Linked DNA regions of Homo sapiens: regions 1, 2 and 4 are each linked to region 3. Evidence: chromatin contacts called from ENCODE Hi-C or POLR2A ChIA-PET data. All regions are on one chromosome and are shown on one strand. The core of a region is the stretch at or near the end of the contact, and the rest is flanking DNA. Distances in the headings are between cores, read along the strand shown.

Region 1 (2,700 bases), core at 151-2,650, 120 kb before region 3:
TCCTCTCTTTGATTTTATAGGTGAGGAAACTAACGCTCAGAAAGGGGGTTGATATCTATCGCCGTGAGGCATACGGTAAGTTTCTGGTGAAGCTGGGATCAGAACCTGTTTAGACTTTGCCTCTCTTTTCCCGCAGATACTTTGCAGGACTTCTATGTCCCTCAAACCGGCCTTCCTGTCATGGTCAGGAAAGAAACTCCTCACAGCCTCAGCATCCAAGTCAGGCCATGGGTGACAGCTGGAAAGTGATCAGGAGGCTGCAGTTTCTAGAAGAGGGTGGGGACACTGCGGAGAGAAGATGGGGCCAGATTCCGAGAAGACAGCATAAGCCCCTGTTCCTGTAAGAGCAGGGACGGAAGCAGGGACATAAACGCAAGGGATGAGCCCCAAAGTGTGACCCATGAGACATGATGTCACATGTGGTCTGGAGCCTGCGGCCACTTCTTCCCATCATATACACAGTTATGAGAACAAGTTGTGAGAACCACCTCCTCCCTTACCCAGCTGCCCCCACCCCAGAAGCCGTGTGATTTTGCCCCCCAGTGCCCTGTGAGTCACTCCACCCATGGAAACCTCACCCCACCCTGACCTCAAGCAAGGCAGAGTGCAGAAGACATGTCCTCCGGTGCTACCAGACCACTCTCACCAGCACCCACGACCTCAGCAGGGCTGGAGCCAGCGTGGAGGCCACTGGCTGTCCTCACAAAGCGAGGAGCAGGAGCCCCTGTTCGAGGAACATGCTTGGAGTTCGGAGCCTGGGCTAGGGTGGGATGTAGGTTGAGCAGGAAGTGGATGGCAAGATTAGAGCAACATCTCTCTTCTCCCACTCAGGGAGGAGGGAATGGCCACAGGCTCTGACACTCAAGAAGGGCCAGGCACAGTTCCAAGCACTTCACAACAACCCCTAGGGTCTACATGACCTACAATCCCAATTGTTCAGTGAAGAAACTGAGGCACAGTGAGGCTGAAGAACCCTACCAGTCCACACTGCTGGTGCATAACCGAGCTGCCCAAGCCCCGGCGGTCTGGCGTGTAGGCCCATGCTCTGAGCCGCCGCCTCTGCTTGCCTCTTACATCCCACACATGCGATGCTGTGCATCAGAAGCAAGGAGATGGCCCTGCTGGCCTGTTCATCAACACCAGGGCCGAGTCTCAAAGTCCTCAGCGCCCCGCCCTCCTCCGCCTGTGTGCCCTGAGTCCCCGAGCCCCAGCAGCTCTACTCGGCAGATGAGCCTCTGGCCCTGCTGCTCGCTTCCTGAGGGCTGTCAGTGGGGAGCCGGATGAGGGCTGAGGACAGGGTGGGTGCTTGTGGGAGGGGAGAGCACAAAGGACCTGTGACCACAGCTGGGGGCGGGGCAGGAAGTAGAAGTGATGTGAGTGGTGGCTGGTGCAAGGAGCCACAGTGGGCTGCCTGGGGGGCTGATGCCACCATTCCAGGAGCCTCGGTGAAGAGAGGATATCCATCTGTGTAGCCGCTTCTCTATACGGGATTCCAGGTAAGGAGAGAGCAGGGATTGGGGGGCCTGGGGCCCTGGGTGGAGGGGAAGAGGCTGATGGAGCAGGAAGTGCTGTGACCTATAAGACAAGACACCTGGGTCACAGACGGTGCCCATCACTAACTCGCTGGGCAGCCCTGTGTCCACCCTGGGCCTCAGTTTCCTCATGTATGAAATGAAGAGGTAGCGTGCAGTTTCTAAGGCCCTGCAAGTGCTGACATTAAAGCTTCTAAGAAAGCTGGAAAGAGGCTCCCTGGGACAGAATACCATGAGAGTCAGGATGAGGGCTGAGTTCACTGGATTAGGGTTATGACTGTGCCCGCCTCCTAGCTGGGATGAGCCCAGGGCCTTTGAAGATTCCCCTGGCCTCTTTGCCTCCCTGGGGCGAGCCACGCTGCCTGAAATTCCACCCTTCAAGTCACACCTTTGGGCAGGGCAGGAGGCTCCAGCTATAATGGGGGCTCTCCATAGCCCTCTTGTCTCAGAACCTGTGGTACCCAAGGGCAAAGGCCTTTGAAGAGCTCAGCTTGGATAAGGTTAGGCTTGGGTAAGGTTAGAGAAAGGAGGTTCCAGATCATAAACAGGCCCAGGCAAGGCCCCAGAAACACCTTAAAATTAGGAAGAACCTTCCAGACAATCATTGTCCATAGTAGGCAATAGGGGGGCCCCTGTCACTGCCGAAGGCCACAGAGCTTGGCAGGGAGTGGCAAAGAGGGGAGGGGCAGCAAGAAAGGATCTGAAGAGCAACCATCGAGGCCTCTCCCCACACAAAATCCAAGGGTGTGGTCAGGTCTGCCCCTTTTTTTTTTTTTTTTTGAGGCAGAGTCTTACTCTATCACCCAGGCGGGAGTGCAGTGGTACGATCTTGGCTCACTGCAACCTCCGCCTCCTGGGTTCAAGCGATTCTCCTGTCTCAGCCTCCCAAGTAGCTGGGATTACAGGCACCCGCCACCATGCCCAGCTAATTTTTGTATTTTTAGTAAAGAGGGGGTTTCACCACGTTGGCCAGGCTGGTCTCGAACTTCTGACCTCCAGTGATCCACCTGCCTCTGCCTCCCACAGTGTTCGGTTTACAGGTGTGAGCCACCACACCTGGCCAGGTCGGCAGATTTTATTCTAGAATTCGGGCTGATGTTATTCCATAAAGCTCAGAGGGAGAGCCCCAAAGGGAAAATGAGAAGAATAGGTGCAATATAGGACCTCA
Region 2 (2,700 bases), core at 76-2,575, 120 kb after region 3:
ATACAGGTGTTTTTTTTTGTTTTGCTTTGTTTTTTGTTTTGTTTTGTTTTGAGGTGGAGTCTCATTCTGTTGCCCAGGCTGGAGTGCAGTGGCGCGATCTTGGCTCACTGCAACCTCCGCCTCCTGGGTTCAAGCAATTCTTCTGCCTCAGCCTCCTGAGTAGCTGTGACTACAGGCACCTGCCACCACACCCTGCTAATTTTTGTATTTTTAGTAGAGACGGGGTTTCACCATATTGGCCAGGCTGGTCTCAAACTCCTAACCTCGTGATCTGCCCGCCTCGGCCTCCCAAAGTGCTGGGATTACAGGTGTGAGCTACTCTGCCCAGCACTACATACAGGTTTTAAAACTTTATTTATTTGTTTTTATTTTTTTGAGACAAAGTCTCAAAAGGTCTGGCTCTGTTGCCCAGGCTGGGGTGCAGTGGCATGATCTTGGCTCACTGCAACCTCTGCCTCCCAAGCTCAAGCGATCCTCCCACCACAGCCTCCCAAGTAGCTAGCTGGGACTACAGGCATGCACTACCACACCCAGCTACTTTTTGTATTTTTTATAGAACCAGGGTTTTACTGTGTTGCCCAGGATGGTCTTGAACTCTTGAACTTAAGTGATCCTCCCACCTTGGCCTCCCAAAGTGCTTGGGTTACGGGCGTGAGCCACCATGCCCAGATTGCATACAGGTTTTTGAAAGAGCTCTTGTCCTCACTTTACTGAAGAAGAAACTGAGATTGGAGTTAAGTAACTTGCCTGAGGTCCCACAGCAAGAAAGAGTTGGCCCAAGAAAGGATTCAATTTGGATTCTGAGAAGAAGATATTGCTTTCTAGGTCTCTTGTGTGGTTAGAAGTTATTCTGACTGAGTATGATAGCCACTGGCTGGAGGGCCTCATGCTCAGCTTTCTTCTCTGAGGCCAACTCTCTGTAGCACATTATTTCCTAGAGAGGCAGGGGCTTCTGCAGCAGGACGTGAGAAGGCACCTCTGAGATGCAGGATTCGTGTGTGCGTTTGTCAGAGGGGTGTCCACACAGCCCTCTGAGCGTGCGGCTGCTCTCCCCAGCAGCTCCCGTGAGCTTTGCCCTGGCAGGACTTTAGCTCTGTTCCCTATGTCCCCATCAACACCCATCTCCACTGATCCAGGTTTTTGGGCGTTTGAGGAAAAACATACCCCAAGGGTCACTGCATGTTGGGGATGTTCCTTTCTTTAAACTGGAGATATTTGTAAGAAGTCATTAAGTGCTTGTAAAACTCTTGCACAATATACAAGTCCATGAAATAGGAAGTGAAAGAAAAAAATCCCCCTAAACCCACTGGCACTTTCAAGTTGAGTGGTTTCCCCACGTCTCAGAAGACGCGCCTTCCCGAAGTGCCTTTCTGCCCTTCTCTTCCCGACAACCCTCCCGGGCCCAGTAGCTGTGTGTGCTATTGCGGTGGGACTTTCTGGACGTATGTGGTCCTCGGTGAGCTCTTCCTCCCATGCCCTTTTCTCTATAAGGGGCATGAGACAGGAAACAGGCTCAGAAACATTGCTCTAGAGATCGGGAGTAAAACACCCCCAAAGACCTGAAAGTGGTTGTCCCTGGGGGAGGGGATTTGTCAAGAGGGAGCAAGTCCGGCTGCTTTTTGTCTTAAGCCTTTTAGAGCCAGCCAGCTCTGTAAGCACTACAACAAACAGCTTTGTTAAAGTGATGCCTAATTGTGCCCAGTGATGCACGGCACGATCCCTTGATGAGCAGTTGTTTTGCTCGCTGTCTGCATCCTGTGTGTCCCTACTTTGGAAATTGAGTGACATTTCAGAGACTGGCAGCTCAAGTCATGGGGGGCTCCTGTTTGACAGAGGGCTGTCTGAAGAGCCTTTGTTTAGTAGAATCATGGAGTCAGAGGATGTCTGGTCTGGTTGAGACCCCAAATCATCTAGTCCAAACCCTCATTTTACAGATGAGGGGACAAGGCCCATGAAGAAGTAGTGTCTCTGAGCTCCCCCTGGCTGATAGTGGAGGGGCTGGGATAAGAATTAGGCCTCCTGAGTTACAGCCCAGGGCGGCCTCCACACCGAGGGTCACGTGTGCCTCTGAGTACCAGAAGCATGAACAAAGCGAGAGAAGAGAGTGAAGAGACTCTGTCTCTGCTGCTCTGTCCTGAAATAGTCTGCTCAGAGGGGAAGCAGGAGGAACCCAGGGCACAAAAAATTTCCATGAGCGTGTAAACCTCATGCCCTTAGGCAGGCAGGAGCAGCCAGCACTCAGTTACTGTCATTACCACCCCATTATCATCATCAATACAGGAAGCAGCTACATCAGGAGGAGGCCTGGCCCCTCTAGGCCAGTGATGCTTCAGCTAAAACACAGATGCCTGGGCCTTACCCCCAGAGTTTCTGATTCTGTGGGACTGGGGTGGTGCCTGAGAATGTGCCTTTCTGACAAGTTCTGGGGTGATGCTAATGCTGTGGGTGATGCTGATGCCCTTGGAGAACCACTGCACTGGAGTAGCCCTTGCTACTTAGTGTGGTCCTTGGACCTGCTGGGTGGAAATGCAGACTCTTACGCCCCACCTAGACATGTGGCATCAGAATCTGCACGTTGGCAGTGTCCCCAGGTGTCACACTTTAGTTTGAGAGGTGATGGTATGGTGCAGAGTTCACCTGGCTGCACGTTAGAGTCACCCAGGGAGCTTTTACCCTCCCTTCCATTCCCAAGCCCCAGCC
Region 3 (2,700 bases), core at 201-2,700:
AGCAGGAAACAAACAAACCTGGGAGTGGGTGGGGATGAGTGCAGGAGAACCTCCTCAGCGCCCCTGCTGCTCCCTGCCCTTGGAGCAAGGTAATAAGGAAGGGCGGGCATGGAGCTGGAACATTTCAGCACATTTGCTTGCTTGCATGGAACTGGATCTCTGCTGCCCTGGCACTCTCGCAGCCTACATTACTCACATAGCAATTAATGGTGTGTAGCCTCTTGGCTTTCCACTATTACCAGTTCAGGACTGGTATTGAAACCCTGTATCGGGGAACTTTGTGTGTTTATGTCCTGTCTTGCCCCCAGGGGCTGAGCCTCCTGAGGACAGAATCCTCCAAATCCTCCTCCATCCACACATTCCAGGGGCACGGCCCAGTGCCCTTCCTGGCATTTAAGAGGTGCTCGGCCACTGGGTTCAGGTTACTCTACCCAGAAGCCAAGGAGTTGGTTCCTGGGCCTCTGGCTGGGAGAGTAGAGATGCCCAGAAGATTCCCTGGGCCATGAAGCTTTACTCCCATCTCTGACAACCCAAGAGAAAGGGCTCCAACCATCCCGGCCACCTTCAGGAGCCGGGTCTCCCATAGGCCACTCTCTCTCTGACAGGTTACTGCCCCTTCAGGAAAACCCTCTGAAACTGAAAAACGTACTCTCCTTGGAGACCCGGGCCTACAGAGGAAGAGGGCCAGACTGGGCCAAGAATCAAAGCCTGTGCCCGCTGAGACTTCTGGACTCGTCCTGGGTCTGAGGGCCTCACGCCCCCTAGAGATGAGTCCCAGGACCCCATCTCGGTCATGAAGCGGCTTCCCTCTCCCCAATCTCCCCCTAACTTCGCGGGAAACCCTAGCTCCTGGCCATGCTCCCAGGTCTGGCAATGAAAAGTGGAATTGTCACCAGGCCATGCCTACACCAAACCCAGGGAACTCGGGAGAGGGGGTAGCCCAGGGTCCAACACACACAACCACCCAGCAACTGCTCCCTGTGAGTCCCTCTTGCCTCCCAGGGACCAATCCTGAGCGGGTGTGGGGTGAAGGCCCAGGACCTCACCTCTCCAAAGGATGGGGAGTTGGTGTCTGGAGCAGCCTCGGGCTGGGGGGTGCCCGGGGGATTCCAGATTTGCCCTCCCCTCGCCAGCCCCAGGGCAGGACACTTCGGTACCTGCCAGCCCGCGGCTCCGGGGGGCATCCGTGCTCCTGCGGCCGGCGTGCTGCGCCCGAACTGCGGGCGCCGAGTCAGGCAGCGACGGGGCGCGCCCGGCGCGCGCTCTGGCTCCAGCTCGCTCCTCCCAACTTCGCCAGCCCATGCGGGGGCAGAGGTGGCTCCGGAGGTGGGCAGGCCAGGCGGACCCGGCGAGGCCACGCGAGAGGGAGCCCGTGCTCACCGGCGACGGGACCTGCGCGCCCCGGCCCGTGCGCGCCGCGCTGCTCCCCAGCGCCCCGCTACCCAACGCCGAGGGGCGGACCCGACCCGGCCGCCAATCACCGCGCCCGCCCCCGCCCGGACCGCGAGTCCCGGCCCCACCGCGAGGGGCGGGGGGCTCAGATTTAAAGACACACTCAGCCCAGCCGCAGCCCCCGGGCGGGAGGAACGCGGGCGCCACGTTCCCCGGCTGCGCTTCCTCCCTCCGCCCGCCCACCCTCCGCGAGGAGGAAAAGTTTGGGGCGGGGGAGACTGCCCGGGAAGCCAGTTCCTCTTCCCTCGTCGCTAGTGCGGCTCCTTCTGGAAGACACCCAAACCCGACATCCAGCCTCCTGGCTGCGAGAGGCAGCAGCGCTCTGGGCGCCACACCCCGTCCCGGACGCCGGCTACCCGCGACACCCGCTGGCCCGGCTTCCCTCGCCCCCCTCTGCTTTACAGCCAGGCCGAGCCTCGGCGGGACCGAGCCCAGCATCCGGGCTCCGGGCCGGCCTCGCTGTGCAGTGCGGCCGGAGCTGGATGATGGTGCGCTCTGCACTTTTGCCTCCCACGTGTCGAAGGGGAGCCCCTAAACAGCAGACGGTCCCCCCAAGCAGGGGCTTCTCCCACGCCCCGGGGTCCTAAGGAAACGCGCCCCTCGGCCCCCAGAGGTGAGAGGGGAACAGCAGAGCAGAGCTTTGGATGGAGAGGGGTCCCTCCGCCCCCACCCATCATGCGGCTCCAGGCAGTGACCCGCACCATAGGCCTGCCCCCCCCACCACTCCTCACCCCACACGCGCGGACTAGCACTAGGCGGCAGCCAGCCCGGCCCACTCCGACGGCCCCGCACGCCCCCGCGAGCACGTGGGTGAACGCACCCACGTGCGTGCGTTCACTCTTCGCTGTGCTTCCTCGCGGAGAGATAGGCTTTGTTGTGGTTGGTGAGTCACTTCCTCCCTCTCGCTGCTCCACACTCGGGAAATCCTTTTTTCTCACCTGTTACCACCTGCCTCACCCCCATTCAGGACTGGAGCTGGATTTCGGCGAGCTGGGGTTGCCCCAGGATGCAGGCAGTGTAGGCCCCACCTCTGTCAGGCTGGAGAGCGCTGGGCTGGGAGAGGGGAACACATTCCCCATGACCCCTAAGAATAACTGAAGACAAGAGAAATCACTCATTGTGGTGGTCTCACCATGTCCCTAGCACCTAGCTCTTAAGTGCCTCGCGAAGTTATAAGGTCGGTACTTTTCTGATCCCTATTTTAACAAATGAGGAAACAGGCCCAGGGAAGACTTGTCCTCAGCTCCA
Region 4 (2,700 bases), core at 57-2,556, 96 kb after region 3:
TCTTTATTCCTACTAACCTATTGTAGTTTTTTCCTAGGGCTGCTATAACAAATGGACATAAACTGGGTGGCAACAGAAATTTATTCACTTACAGCTCTGGAAGCTATTAAGTCCAAAATCAAGGTGTCTGGAGGGTTAGTTCCTTTTTGGAGGCTCTGAAGGAGGAATTATTCCCTGCCCGTTCCTAGCTTCTGGTCCCTGCTGGCAGTGCTTGGCACTCCTGGCCTTGGAAATGCATCAGCTGATCCCTGCCGCCATCACCACAGGTGGTTCTCCCTGTGCGTCTCTTCTGTGTCTCTTCTCTTACAACGACACCAGTCTCAGTGGATTAGGGGCCCGCCCTACTCCAGCATGACCTTAACTCATTACATCTGCAACGGCCCTACTTCCAAATAAGATCACATTCTGATGAACTTTAACATATTGTTGGGGGTGGAGAGGGCATAAGTAACCCTTAACATCCATCGAGGCCCAAGGGAATGTGTGTTCTTTGACTGCCTAGACCCCCTAGAGGCGGAATTAAATATTCTTTTTTTTTTCTTTGAGACAGAGTCTCACTCTGTCCACTCAGGTTGGAGTGCCCATCTCGGCTCACTGCAACCTCCGCCTCCCGGGTTCAAGCGATTCTCCTGCCTCAGCATCCCGAGTAGCTGCGGCTACAGGCGCCTGCCACCACGCCCGGCTAATTTTTGTATTTTTAGTAGAGACGGGGGTTTTGCCATGTTGGCCAGGCTGGTCTCGAACTCCCGACCTCAGGTGATCCGTCTACCTCGGCCTCCCAAAGTGCTGGGATTACAGGCGTGAGTCGCCGCGCCCCGCCCTCAAGTCATATTTTATAGATGAGAACATTAGGATTGGAGACGCAGGGCCGAGACACAGGGCCTTGCATATACTAAAAACCTCAATGGGCACCCGAAGTCATCATAGGAAAATTTCCCTATGCTCCATGTTCACGTGTTTCAAAGTATCCCTGATCTGGCTAATTCAACTCCATTCCCTCGAGAAAACCCAATCTGGAGCCCCGGTCCTAGAGATCCTGGGATGTACTGCGCGTCCCACTCTGTATCTCCGCCCCCTCAGGCGTTCTCCCTCTAGAAGCAGCACACAAAGCGGTTACTCCCTGCGGCCGGGAGCGCGCGGGCTGCCCTTCCGCGCGCCACCCCCGCGCGCGCCGCTCCCCCACTGATTGGCTGAGCGCATCCCGAGCCCAGCCTGCTCCCGCCGCGGCGCCGGTCCTGGCGCCGGGATTGGCGGAGTGGCCGCGCGCGCAGATCCCGCAGCCCCGCGCGCCCCGCCCCGCCGGCTCGGAACTCGCCTGGGGCGCCGCCGGCGGCGGAGGGAGCGTGACTGCGCTGCGCAGGGCGCTAGGAGGCATTGTCGCCGTAAGTGGAGCCAAAAGCGGCCCGGAGCGGGACCACACGCTTCTTGCCCCGCAAAGTAAATGTAGTCCGAGGTCAAGCGTTGCAGGGGCTGGGGGAGAGAGGGCGAGAAGTGTTCCGATTTTTGCAGCGTCCCCTCCCCTCCCCCAGGTCACCCGGTGGAAAAGAGCAGCGGTGCACCAGCGGAGGCTCTGGCGGTGCCAAGGGGCTCGGCATGCGCGGGCTCTTGCTTGCTCACTGCACCTGGACCCCGATGGTTCAGGGGAGTGGGTGCAGAGGTGCCAGGGAATAGGGAGCTCGGAGAACCGCTCCCAGGCGGGCCTCCATTCCTCGCGGGAGGCGCCCTTGCTTGGAGAGGCTGCTGTGCATTTCGTCCCCGAAGCGACACTTTCGGGGTTTGCTTCCGCTCTGGGGAGCTGCAGACGCCTGCTCCAGAGCGTGCCTCTCGGCCTCCGGGCAGCGTGGGAGCCCCGGGGCCTCTGCGATCACTACCATTCTTCCCTCTGCCAGCTTTATTCTCCCAGTCCCCGCCTGCCGGGCCAGCGGACGAGGTGCCATTGGCTGCAGGCACCGGGGGTGAGGCGGATCCTGGCACGCGGGGCTGGGGGACCCTTGCCTGGCTACCGCGCGTAGTGCTGGAGGCTCAGTCCGAGGATGCCTAGATGTTAGCGAGGGAGCACGCGCTGAGCTTCCCGAACCCCATGCCACAAAAACAAGGCGCCAGCAGGTCCCGCTCACGTCCCAGCGGGCTTCTTTCCCTGGGGTGGGGAAGTGGGTCAACTTCGTTCTGATCTGAAGGGGGGTTTGGGACTATTTGGGTCGCTCCTCACCTCCCCACCCGCTCCCCGGCTTGGCATGGTCCAGAGCCCGGGCTGGAGCCAGCGGTAGGGCCAGCTTGCACACATGGCTCCGGAGGCTCCGGTTGCCCATCCGAGCCCCTGCCAGGCTCTAACGTTCCCAACTGACAACACCAGTAACTAAATATAGGAGCAGATGGTGGGGACGGGCTGTCGCAGCGGCTCCTTTGCAGAGGTCTCCGGACTGCAGATAAGGTAGAGTTATTGATGGTAAGGGCTGGAGTCAGGGGGCCAGGTCAGGGTTTAAGCAAAAATCACCCCTCCCCCAGCCAGCCTGAGTCCAGGTGAAACCAGGTTATAGGGACAGGAGGGCTGTATTGCCAGCTCCCCCAAAGCAGGACAACGTTTTTGTCTGGCATTGAATTTATTACATCCAAACTTCCTCTCTACACCTGTTTGATTACCTACTGGTAATGCCTTGGTGTGGGAAACATGTAATGGTTCGCAAAGTCCTTTCCCAAAAG

Evidence for each region. Hi-C counts contacts between places; a loop is a spot of excess contacts on that map. ChIA-PET counts read pairs that join two places held with the same protein, here RNA polymerase II (POLR2A). Pooled maps may share reads with other maps.
Region 1: a map of naive thymus-derived CD4-positive, alpha-beta T cell shows a loop between it and region 3 (15-fold over the local background). The contact joins the promoter of PRF1 here to the promoter of PALD1 in region 3. A Hi-C loop is called at or near these places in 1 of 168 maps with a recorded cell type or tissue (naive thymus-derived CD4-positive, alpha-beta T cell) and 6 of 50 pooled maps.
Region 2: a loop to region 3 is called in a pooled map, with 4 times the contacts of the local background. The contact joins the enhancer-like site here to the promoter of PALD1 in region 3. A Hi-C loop is called at or near these places in 2 of 50 pooled maps. POLR2A ChIA-PET finds 5 or more read pairs at or near these places in 2 of 52 experiments (activated CD4-positive, alpha-beta T cell and activated CD4-positive, alpha-beta memory T cell).
Region 4: a map of CD8-positive, alpha-beta T cell shows a loop between it and region 3 (4-fold over the local background). The contact joins the promoter of LRRC20 here to the promoter of PALD1 in region 3. A Hi-C loop is called at or near these places in 4 of 168 maps with a recorded cell type or tissue (CD8-positive, alpha-beta T cell, PC-3 and naive thymus-derived CD4-positive, alpha-beta T cell) and 11 of 50 pooled maps. POLR2A ChIA-PET finds 5 or more read pairs at or near these places in 3 of 52 experiments (K562, PC-3 and WTC11).

The regions. Positions count from the first base shown.
Region 1 is chr10:70,601,441-70,604,140 of GRCh38, reverse strand. It overlaps PRF1 (perforin 1), which reads left to right and starts at 1,400. Exons shown (of 3, transcript NM_001083116.3): 1 at 1,400-1,496.
Region 2 is chr10:70,354,201-70,356,900 of GRCh38, reverse strand. The region is part of intron 2 of LRRC20 (leucine rich repeat containing 20); the gene reads left to right. Among named protein-coding and RNA genes, the nearest start is that of LRRC20, 27 kb to the left of the region's middle. RefSeq lists enhancers at 1,026-1,235, 1,456-1,555. Within about 2 kb of position 1,325, at least 7 of the 41 ENCODE cell types and tissues checked have a DNase peak (open chromatin) inside an H3K27ac peak, as active enhancers do.
Region 3 is chr10:70,477,517-70,480,216 of GRCh38, reverse strand. PALD1 (phosphatase domain containing paladin 1) reads right to left here and starts at 1,450. Exons shown (of 20, transcript NM_014431.3): 1 at 1,158-1,450. RefSeq lists an enhancer at 1-120 and silencers at 1,115-1,564, 1,765-1,834.
Region 4 is chr10:70,381,231-70,383,930 of GRCh38, reverse strand. LRRC20 (leucine rich repeat containing 20) reads left to right here and starts at 1,306. Exons shown (of 5, transcript NM_001278212.2): 1 at 1,306-1,382. RefSeq lists enhancers at 802-901, 1,432-1,631, 1,476-2,095 and a silencer at 1,032-1,401.